2 separate regions of the Mus musculus genome follow, and region 1 is linked to region 2. The links are chromatin contacts, found by Hi-C or POLR2A ChIA-PET in ENCODE. All regions are on one chromosome and are shown on one strand. Each heading gives the region's core, a stretch centred on a gene start or an enhancer-like site at or near the end of the contact. The rest is flanking DNA. Distances are from core to core; before and after follow the strand shown.

Evidence for each region. Hi-C counts contacts between places; a loop is a spot of excess contacts on that map. ChIA-PET counts read pairs that join two places held with the same protein, here RNA polymerase II (POLR2A).
Region 1: POLR2A ChIA-PET joins it to region 2 with 20 read pairs in Patski. The contact joins the promoter of Inafm1 here to the promoter of Meis3 in region 2. A Hi-C loop is called at or near these places in 2 of 37 maps with a recorded cell type or tissue (CH12.LX and CH12F3). POLR2A ChIA-PET finds 5 or more read pairs at or near these places in 2 of 5 experiments (Patski and embryonic stem cell).

Annotation. Positions count from the first base shown.
Region 1 is chr7:16,272,132-16,276,903 of GRCm38, forward strand. It overlaps Inafm1 (InaF motif containing 1), which reads right to left and starts at 1,561. Exons shown (of 1, transcript NM_001136270.1): 1 at 1-1,561. The coding sequence starts at 1,159. The coding sequence ends at 767. Ccdc9 (coiled-coil domain containing 9) reads right to left here. Exons shown (of 14, transcript NM_001382411.1): 9 at 4,596-4,642; 10 at 4,363-4,498; 11 at 4,071-4,164; 12 at 3,607-3,979; 13 at 3,125-3,244; 14 at 1,911-2,285. The coding sequence ends at 2,182.
Region 2 is chr7:16,173,780-16,178,557 of GRCm38, forward strand. Meis3 (Meis homeobox 3) reads left to right here and starts at 1,616. Exons shown (of 13, transcript NM_008627.4): 1 at 1,616-1,788; 2 at 3,613-3,794; 3 at 3,930-4,089; 4 at 4,182-4,232. The coding sequence starts at 1,777.

The DNA of each region.
Region 1 (4,772 bases), core at 311-2,810, 98 kb after region 2:
GGGAACCAGCAGGACAGGTAACACTCCCATCTGACAAGAGGCCTCAGGTTCCTGATGCTGTCCAGCCTAGGGGGAAGGCAGGCCATAAAGGAAACCCCTTCTTGCAGCTGGCCAGCAGAGTATATCCCAGGCCTGCCTACGGCCAAGCCACAGTCATGGGTAAGGGAAAATGGACTCAATCGCATGACTTCTTTATCAGAAGCTACACCAGTCTCAACATGGCACCAACAGCAATGCAGACCAGTTTTGGTTTGGTTCAGCTATATGCTCCACACTTCCAAAGCAGCAAATGTCACCACCCAAACCAGGACAAGCTAGCTTACGGGTGACATCCTCTACCCCTGCCATTGCAAACTATACCAACTGCAGTTTCCAGCACGCACCACTGTCTCCGAAGCTATACGAGATGACACCCCGAAAACTGGTAAGGCCTTTACAGTATCTGACCTTCAATGGCCCCGAAAACTGGCAAGCCGCTTCTCCCCATTCCAACCCAAAAATTACATGTGAGCAATGAGAGAGGAAAGCCTTTAAGGCCGCGCGGCCACGGAGCTAGAAGGGACCAGCGGCCGAGGCCAACGACCACAGACCAGGTAAGCCAGCTGAGGCTGGAGTTTATTGCCGATGAGCGCTGAGTCCCGGGAAGGAGCAAGGTGGAATAAGGTCGGGCAGGATCAGGACCGCGGCAAGGAGAGAGGCGGCGCCGCGCAGGCGAGGCCCGGTGGTGCAGATAGACAGACGCAGGCCACGGTGGGGGCGGGCCAGACTATCCAGGCGCTCGGCGCGCGGTCTCCCGCGTCGCTCCCGGAGCTGGGCGGCGACTGTGGCGGCGACTCCGTGGCAGTCCTGGCTGCGGTCGTGGCCCGCCGGAGGCCCCAAGCAAACAGGATGCGGGTGCGGCCGGAGGCGGGGCGGGCGGTGCTGCTCGAGCACACGGAGCGGCCGCAGCGCTGGGCAGGGGGTCGGCGGGGCCCGCAGGCGGCCGCGTGGGAACCCAGATGAGCCCGTAGTACACAGCAAGCAGCACAGCGGCCAAGGACACACACAGGAAGTAGGCGCAGACAGGGGCGAGCCGCAGCCATCGGCCACGGGGACCCTCGCTCAGCCCCGTACCACCCGGGCTCTCGCCACCACTGCCCACGCAGCTCGAGCCCCGCATCGCGCTGCCCACTCAGCCTGCACCGACCCCGCCCCCACCCCAGGACCGCCTCAAGCAAGCCACGCCCCTTCCAGGACCACGCCTTGTCAGACAGCACCCCCCCCCCAGCTCAGCTACATCCTAGACACGCCCCTACCGCCTCTGACCCACCACTATCAAGATTTCTTAGCTCTACCCCCTCAAGGCCACGCCCACTCGCTCTTCTCCCGCCCTAGCTGTCACATTTCCAACCGCCTATTCCTGTTTTCTACCTCAGCCCTCTCCGCGCTAATCGAACCCCTTCCTTCTTCGACCGACTGCAGCTCTGCACACTAGCATCCCTCTGCCCGCCGGAGCTAAGGTTCCTACTCTGTTGAAGCCGGAGGCCTACGGAGCTTCTGAACGCTAGCCCCGCCCACCGAGCCCCGGCCCCGGCCCTCCCAGTCTCACATCCCTGGACTACTACGAGAGTTCCGAGACCCAGTTCCCTCCATCACCCCTGCTGGCCCCTTCCCCAGCAACTCCGCACCAGCGTAAACTTCTGTTCCCTAGAGGCGAGGGATCCAGGGTGGACTGCAGGGAGGAGAGCAGCCAGCCTGGGAGCCAGGCAAACCTGCGCTGCCGCCCCTCCCAGCAGCATCTTCAGGACTGCGAGACGGCCTGCGGGGTGGGAGGAGAGAGGTGTGAGGATGAGAGGAGCACTCTCGTCCCGCCTCTTCCGCCAGCCAAGCACAGCAGCCTAGCCTGATCAGCTAGCAGCACAGTTCAAAGGTTGGCGGTAGCACGCGTTTAATTCAATCCCTAGCTGCAGGTTCCTGCACACCCAGGCCTCACAGGGACTGACTCCGAGGGTTCGACCAGACGAGTGCGGTCGGACTGGCACCACTGGGTCCTCAGCGAATTTAGAAGACTCCCCTCGGGCCGGGCTCGTTGCTAACCTGCTTCCTCCCCCACTAAGTTTAACCCTGGCCTGGACGGAGTGTAGCAGAAGCAGAGGAGCTGAAGGTTAGTACAGAGCGAGGCACCCTGGTCTGCTGGCGCTGTCAGCGGGCAGCCCCCGGCGGCGGAGCAGCCGCCACCACCTTGCAGAAACGCACCCTCTGGAAGTCTGTGATCTCCGCCGTCTCCTGGCCCTCGGGGCCCACCTCTAAGGAGACAAAAAGCGGTAAATGGAGGACCAGCCTGCCCGACCCACCCTATCCCGCACCTCAGTCAAACCCACCTACAACTTGGCCTCCAGCTTACTCGACCCTCAGGAGGCCCCTGAAGCAGGAGCCCCTCCAATCTAACCCTGTTGACTACTGGGAAGTGCTAGTGTAATGAGCTCATCCACTCCTCCCAGGACCCCAAACTATCCTGTTTGGCCTGGCCCCTTTCCGAAGATGTCCTTGGCTTCCACTCTCACTATTCCTTTGACAGCCTTTCCTGGCCTCTGCTCCACATCTTATTCTACTGCAGGGGAACTAAAAGATGAACACAAGCAGTAACCTGGCTGATCACGTTAAAGTGACCAAGATCAGTCTCTTGCTTCTACTACGTGGGATCTAAAATCCCACTATGGTCTGACCCAAAACCGCTAACCCTGCCTTCAGATAAGTCTTAAGAGCCGGCTCATTCATTAGTTAAAGTCGTTCCTACCTTTAATTAACCATGTTTTACTTTTACAGGATCTCTAACCAAAATCCAGTTTCAAGCTCAAAATCCTATCGCGTCACCCTCTTACCTCTGGGAATATTCAGATTTCAAATCCCACTTTTAGCTCCTTCCCTGAGCCCAACTTCTTCCTTGCCCAGCGTTCAAAGTTATTCACAATTTCTATTGGCTGGGGCCTTAGGGCCCACCCTTTGCACCCCAAAGGCTTGACTCCAGGCCAAACCCAGCACAGCACCTGACTCAGCTCATGCCCTGTTCTAAGCCCTCACAGGACCCACTCCTTTTCTATCCCCAAGCCCTTCCCTCCCCAAGGAAGGCAAGCAGGCCACCCACCTCCACCAGCTTCATGCATCCCACCTGGAGATGCCTCAGGCCCCTCTTCTTCAGAAGACTTCGGGGTTCCTGCCAAGCTGGGCCCGCTCTCCAAGGAGGCAAGGGGTGGCTGGTCACCTCCTGGAGAAGGGGAGGCTCAGTCAAGCCCCTCCTTTTCCAAATGTCTCTCCATATGAGGGGAGCAAGGGGGTTCAAGGACACAGTGGGGTGGGTGTCATTTAAGGAAGTGAACTTTTTATTGGAGAGAGGCTCTGAACCAGCAAGAGCAGGCTTTGGGAACTGAGATAAGGGCAGGAAGCAGGCACCAACTGCCCTTCTCTGCCACGGGGGTTGAAGGAGGTGTGGGCACAGCCACACCCTTGTGCACACAAACACACACACAAGCAGCCAGTTTCAAGCATTCGCAAAAGGCCAGGCCTCACCCGAAGAGTGGGTACCAGGTAAGTGGGCAGTGCCGGGAGAATTCAGTTCCATCTCCTCACCCCAGTCAGACACAGGCTGGTGGTCCTCAGAGGGTGAGAAGGGGATGGGAGGTTCAACAGGGACTGGGGACAGCAACTCCTGGGACCCGGCAGGCACAGGGTCCACCTGCTCACAGGTGGGCTTCCCAGCAGGCTCAGCTTCAGGCTGGTGATCAGGAACAGTTGCTGCTTCCTGGTCCTTAGGACCCTCTTCATCCTCTTCAAACTCTTCTTCCTCTTCCTCCTCCTCCTCAGTAACATCTTCACTCACGTCCTCCCACTCTTCATCCTCCTCATCTTCCCCCTCTTCTTCTCCCTCCTCCTCTTCCCCCACATCTTCCTCACCATCTTCCTCGGGAGGCCGATGAGCTGGAGCTGGGGTCTCAGAAGCCTGCTGGGAACACAGGCAGATCAAGGAAGTGCTTGGGACCTGTCACCCACAAAGCCCCATGCACACGCCCTACCTCATACCTGCTCTGCCTTACCTGTGTGGGTGTCTCCTCCAGGGATATGGACTGAGAGGACTCGGGGGCCGAGGACACAGCTTCCTCTCTTGTCTCCCAGCGATTATCGTGGTCACTGGAGTGGACAGAGCAAAGGGGTGAGGGATGGGATGTACTTCTCTTCAGAGAACATCTGGCATGTTGCACTGAGGGCAAAGGGGGCAGGAGACACAGAGCCAAGACAGAGCACTGTACCCTCAAACTGAAGCCAGACAAGACTGCACACACCCAAGCATGCTGAGGAGGGGAATGTCCCAAGGGAGGGGCACCCCACCTATAGGCACGAGGGGCCACCTTGGCCTGAGGTCGGCTGTTCTTTCTCCTTCTGCGGCTGCTGACTTCAGCTTTGTGCTGAGAAAGGAACTCTCCAAAAGTGGGAGGCTTAGGTGGTCTTGCCCAAGCTTGGTCATCTACAACAGAACCCAGATCCAAGGATTTAGGGAAGAAGGACACAGCACATGCCACATTCAAACCCCACTGCCTAACCCTTTCCAAGATAACACTCACCATAGCGGTGGGACAGTTCATGGGTAGGGGCTGGGCCATCCTTGAACCTAGGAAAAGAGAACAGAGCCAGCAATAGCTGAGGGAACTAAGGAAAGGCAGAAGGAGAAAGCAGGGCAGAGGCAGGACCAGAACAAACCAAAGCAGCTTCAAAGGGGCTAAGGGCTAGACTGATGAGGG
Region 2 (4,778 bases), core at 366-2,865:
AGTCAGGGAGGGAAGAGCTGGCAGGGTCTTTACACATTTAATTGAAAGTTACTTCGATTAATCTTCTACCTCACAGTACCTATGTTGGGGTACATGTGTGTAGCTAACCCCACTCCCCGCCAGCCTCAAAGGGCCAAAGTGGGGAAACCTGAAGGGGGACCCCACTCAGTGTGATAAGCCCACAGTCAGGCAAGGCCCCCTGAAATCTAGAGCCCTGGTTTGTTGCAGAGAGTGAAAGGCATGTTAGAGAAAGGTCTGGACTCCATCAGGATCTGTGGGTGTCCCAGGTGACAGAACAGGGTGAGGAGAAAGAGGGGCACACTCAGGACAATAAGAGGAGCTGAGAAGAAGCAGGGTCCTCCCTCCTCCATAGCCTCTCAGGCCCTCCCCACCTGTCACCCCTGCCCTGGCTTTTGTTTTATTTCCAGCAGAGAAGATGAAGGAGTGCGAGGCCTGTTTATGGGAGTCATAAAATGTACCTCCAGCTAGCCCAGCGGGGCTCACACCACCAACAGTGAGAGAGTCAGTGAGCAGGCTCTCAGCTGCCTCCACTCTCTGCGCTCTCTCTCTCTCTCTCTCTCTCTCTCTCTCTCTCTCTCTCTCTCTCTCTCTCTCTCTCTCTCTCTGATTCTGTTCCCTTCTCTGTCCCTTTCTCAGGTTCCCTTTCTTTCCTTCCTTCCTCTTCCTCCCCCAACCCACATCCTCCTCTTTTCCTCTGGTTTTTGGAGACAGAATCTTACCGTATAAGCAGGCTTGCATCCAACTCATGCTCCTCCTGCCTCAGTCTCCCTGAGTACCACACACACCCGGCACAATTACTTTTTGCCACTGGAATTTCACTCCAAAGCTTGTCTTGGGGTTTGACTGACAGCTTTTGTCTGCACCGCCTCAGTGGCTAGACCCACGATTTACACCCCACCCCACCCCCACCCTCCCACCCCCGCAAGGCTCGGAGGTCCCAGGCTGCTCCCCTAGGGGCAGCTGAGAGGGCTTCATCCAGGCTAAGGGCCTTCCTGAACACAGGGCTCAGAAGGACAGAGGCACACACATCCCTGAGGGAAGCACAGCAGCTCAATACTTTGCCACTTCTAGACACACACTGGAGCCTCGGGCCGACAGCCCCCTTGTCCCCCCAGGGGAGACAAGGGACAGAAACGGAGCAAGAAGACAAACGAAAATATAAGCTTGGTTCTTTCCTGTGCCTGGTTTGCTTTAATCCCGTCTCATGGTTAGACAGGAGAGACAGAGACAGAAGAGTGACCAGAGAGGAGGGGCAAAAAGCTACTGCAGACCCCTGGCGGCCAGGCAGGGAGAGAGCAAGAAGCAGTGAGGACCAAGAGGGAGGGTGGGGACCGCGGGAAGCTCCAGACACAAGACCCCGCGAATCTGACATACAAAGGCCAAGGTGGGTGGAGGCAGACCTGGAGTCCAGGAAGAGGAGAGGAGGAGGGAGGGGACAGCACGGAGGGAAGAAGGGGAGGCAGAGAAGGAGAGGGAGGAGGGGACTCAGAGGAGAGGGGAGGGACAAGACAGGAGAGGGGCCGCTCGGGAGGAGGCCCCGCTCCGGCAGACAGCGGGTTAAGCGTCTCCGCGTGAACTTCCGGATGTGACACAGGCCGGGCCCGTGTGAGCGGAGGAGCCGCCGCCACCCTCGGCCGCGATCCGCGGGTCTTGGCCACTCGGAGACCCTGGCACCCGGCGGGGACCTCGGGGACCTCCTGCCGCGATGAGCTCCAGGCCGTGACCTCCCGAGCCCAGGACAGGCGGCGCCGGCTCATGGCCCGGAGGGTAGGTGACTGTGCCGTCCCGCCCTGAGCCTCTTTCTGCCTCTAAATGTCCCTTTTTGCCCCTTAGAGTTCCTTCTGCCCCTCCCTCTATTCCTCTCTGTCACTCTCTCCCCCTCACCCCCCCTCCCCTACTCCCTCTATCTCTTGGGTCTTCCCCATCTCTACCCTCTTCCTGTCTGCTTTTCCCCAGGCTTCTGTTGTCTGAGACCCACCCTGGGGTTAGGGGTGGGACATCTCACCAAGCTGCCAGACAAGGGAGAGCAGGGGAGAGATGCGAGCCCTGAGTGTAGGGAGGTTTGGAGACGAACCTGGCAGGAGGTAAAGACCCCATCGTCTGGGTTCACGGTGGGCAGCTGGGAGCAGGTGAATTCACTTCAGGATGCTTAGAGAAGTTAGCCTGCGGAAGCAAAAGAGGAGTGACAGCCACCCAGATGGCCCAGTGCGCCCAGGTCGGCTGGAGAACACAGGACCCTCTGCCTCATACCAGTGAGCCCTTTGCCTCTTGGCGCCCCAGTCTCCCCACTGCTAAGAACCGTCTTCTACCTGGAGATCAAAGGTCCTGCTGCCCCATTGTGATTCCGTAACAGGAGGACCCAGAAATCTGGCTCCTATACTCTTGTTTCTGGTTGGGACTGTTTGCATGGTAGAATAGGGTTACCCTCCCCCAAATGTATTTATTGACTGTTGTCTGATTGTGCTAAATGTCTTTCATTTCCTCATTCATTCAATTCCAACTTGGTGCTAGGTGCGCTCTGACTGACTGACTGACTGTCTGTCTGTCTCTGTCTCTGTCTCTCTGTGTAAGTATATGTGAATGTTTCTCTCTCTCTCTCTCTCTCTCTCTCTCTCTCTCTCTCTCTCTCTCTCTCTCTCTGTGTGTGTGTGCGTGTGTGTGTGTGTAGTTGTCTCTTGCAATTCGGGGTGTAGTGCTCTAAGCCTGCATGCTCTGGAGAACCTACCCTATAGCATACATGTGCATATGTATCACATGCATGTGCATGTCGGCTGTGTGCCCAACTCTGTGTGGATATGGGTATGGTGAATTTACATGTTGGATGTGATAAATTGTTAAGACATTCAGAGGTGTGTAGTGTAATAGCACTCCAGAGGTCAAAGCAGGAGAATTGCTCTGAGTTCCAGGCCAGCATGGGCTGCAAAGTAAGATTCTATCTCAAAACCAAACAAAGCTGGTAGAGCCCTGCCTAGAATCCCCCAGTGAGGGGGCTGGGGGCGTGGCTCAGTGGTAGAGCCCCTGCCTAGAATCCCCCAGTGAGGGGCTGGGGGCGTGGCTCGGGGGTAGAGCCCCTGCCTAGAATCCCCCAGTGAGGGGCTGGGGACGTGGCTCAGTGGTAGAGCCCCTGCCTTGAATCCCCCAGTGAGGGGCTGGGGGCGTGGCTCAGTGGTAGAGCCCCTGGCTAGGATGCACCAGGCCCTGGAACCCAATACTACAAAAATAAAACATACACTTGTAAAATAAATAGGAAGAAGCTGTGCATATGCAGGTGAATTTTTTGGATTTTTCCAGGTTGTACCTCCTGTCAGACCCTGTGCTTTCCTCGCTGTTCTCCCTCCCTGGCTGGTTCCCCCAACATCTCTGTCTCTATGCTTCTTTGCCATTATCTCTCCCTCAGTTCCTAGCCATCCAACTCCTTCCTAGATGTCCCTTTGGGGTCCTGAACAGGACTCTCATGCCTGCTTGGACTGCTCTGTGTGATTCTGCGAAGGCTGGGATCCTTGAATACTGAAGTACACATTGTGTGACCTTGGGTAAGGAGACTGAGCCCTGGGGAACTAACCTCCCCGGGCCTTGTCCCTTCTCTTGTAGTATGATGAGCTGCGCCACTACCCAGGCATTACAGAGCACACGACAGCCCTGGCCAGCTTTTCAGAGGCAGCGCCTTCAGTACCTAGAGCCCCTGGGCCCTACACCCCACACCGGCCACCCCAGCTCCAAGCTCCAGGCTTGGACAGCGACAGCTTGAAGAGAGAGAAGGATGACATCTATGGGTGAGTGGGTCTAGGGACAGGCAGGGGCTCCCCCAGAGTGTCCTTTGTGTCTCTCAGGGTCTGTTTCTCTCCTTGTGTCTGTCTCTGAGCATTCCCTATTTCCCCTCACGAATGCCCACTTTCCTGTCCCCACAGACACCCCCTCTTCCCACTCTTGGCCCTGGTCTTTGAGAAGTGTGAGCTGGCTACATGCTCGCCCCGTGATGGGGCCTCGGCTGGGCTGGGTTCACCCCCAGGTGGTGACGTCTGCTCCTCTGACTCCTTCAATGAGGATATTGCTGCCTTTGCTAAGCAGGTGGGCAGCCCCAGAATGAAGAACCTGGGAGGCAGCAGGAAGGGCGGGCAGGAGGCGGGACCACCTTGCCTGGCCTCTCTTCTCCCTCCCAGATCCGCTCCGAGAGGCCGCTGTTCTCTTCCAACCCGGAGCTGGACAACCTGGTGAGGCCCAGGCCCTCCCCGTGTCCCCTCCGCAGCCAGCTCTTGTCCTTCCACTTCACCTGTATTCCTGGGGTTGGCTGAGGGGTGAGGACAGGAAACCACTAGCCCACATTTACAAACCACAAGAATGTTGCCCATTTGAGAACTCCAGGTGGTCAGAAACCGAATCCCAACTCTGCCACTCTAGCTTCATGAACCAGGGAGCCAAGGCAAGTGATATCACTAAGGGAGAAAAAGAAAGCTAGTGAGAAATACCCTTTCTTTGCACCTCATCCTTTGGCAAAGCTCTCTGGGAAATGTAGTTCACTAGGTGGAGGTGGGAACAAAAGCAGAGGGCAGGCAGATCTGGGGTACAGGCTGTGCACCGCCGCAGCACCTCTCAGCTCCCCTTGTGATTGACTCTCTCCCTGTCGCTTCTCTTTCTACCTCAGCCATCAATCAAATTCTTCCTAATGCTGACTTACTAAGCCTGACTCTGTTTCTCTTTTGGCCCAGTTGATTTCTCTGTTCTGTCCCTGTCATTTTCTTTGCTGTACTGTCTTAAGG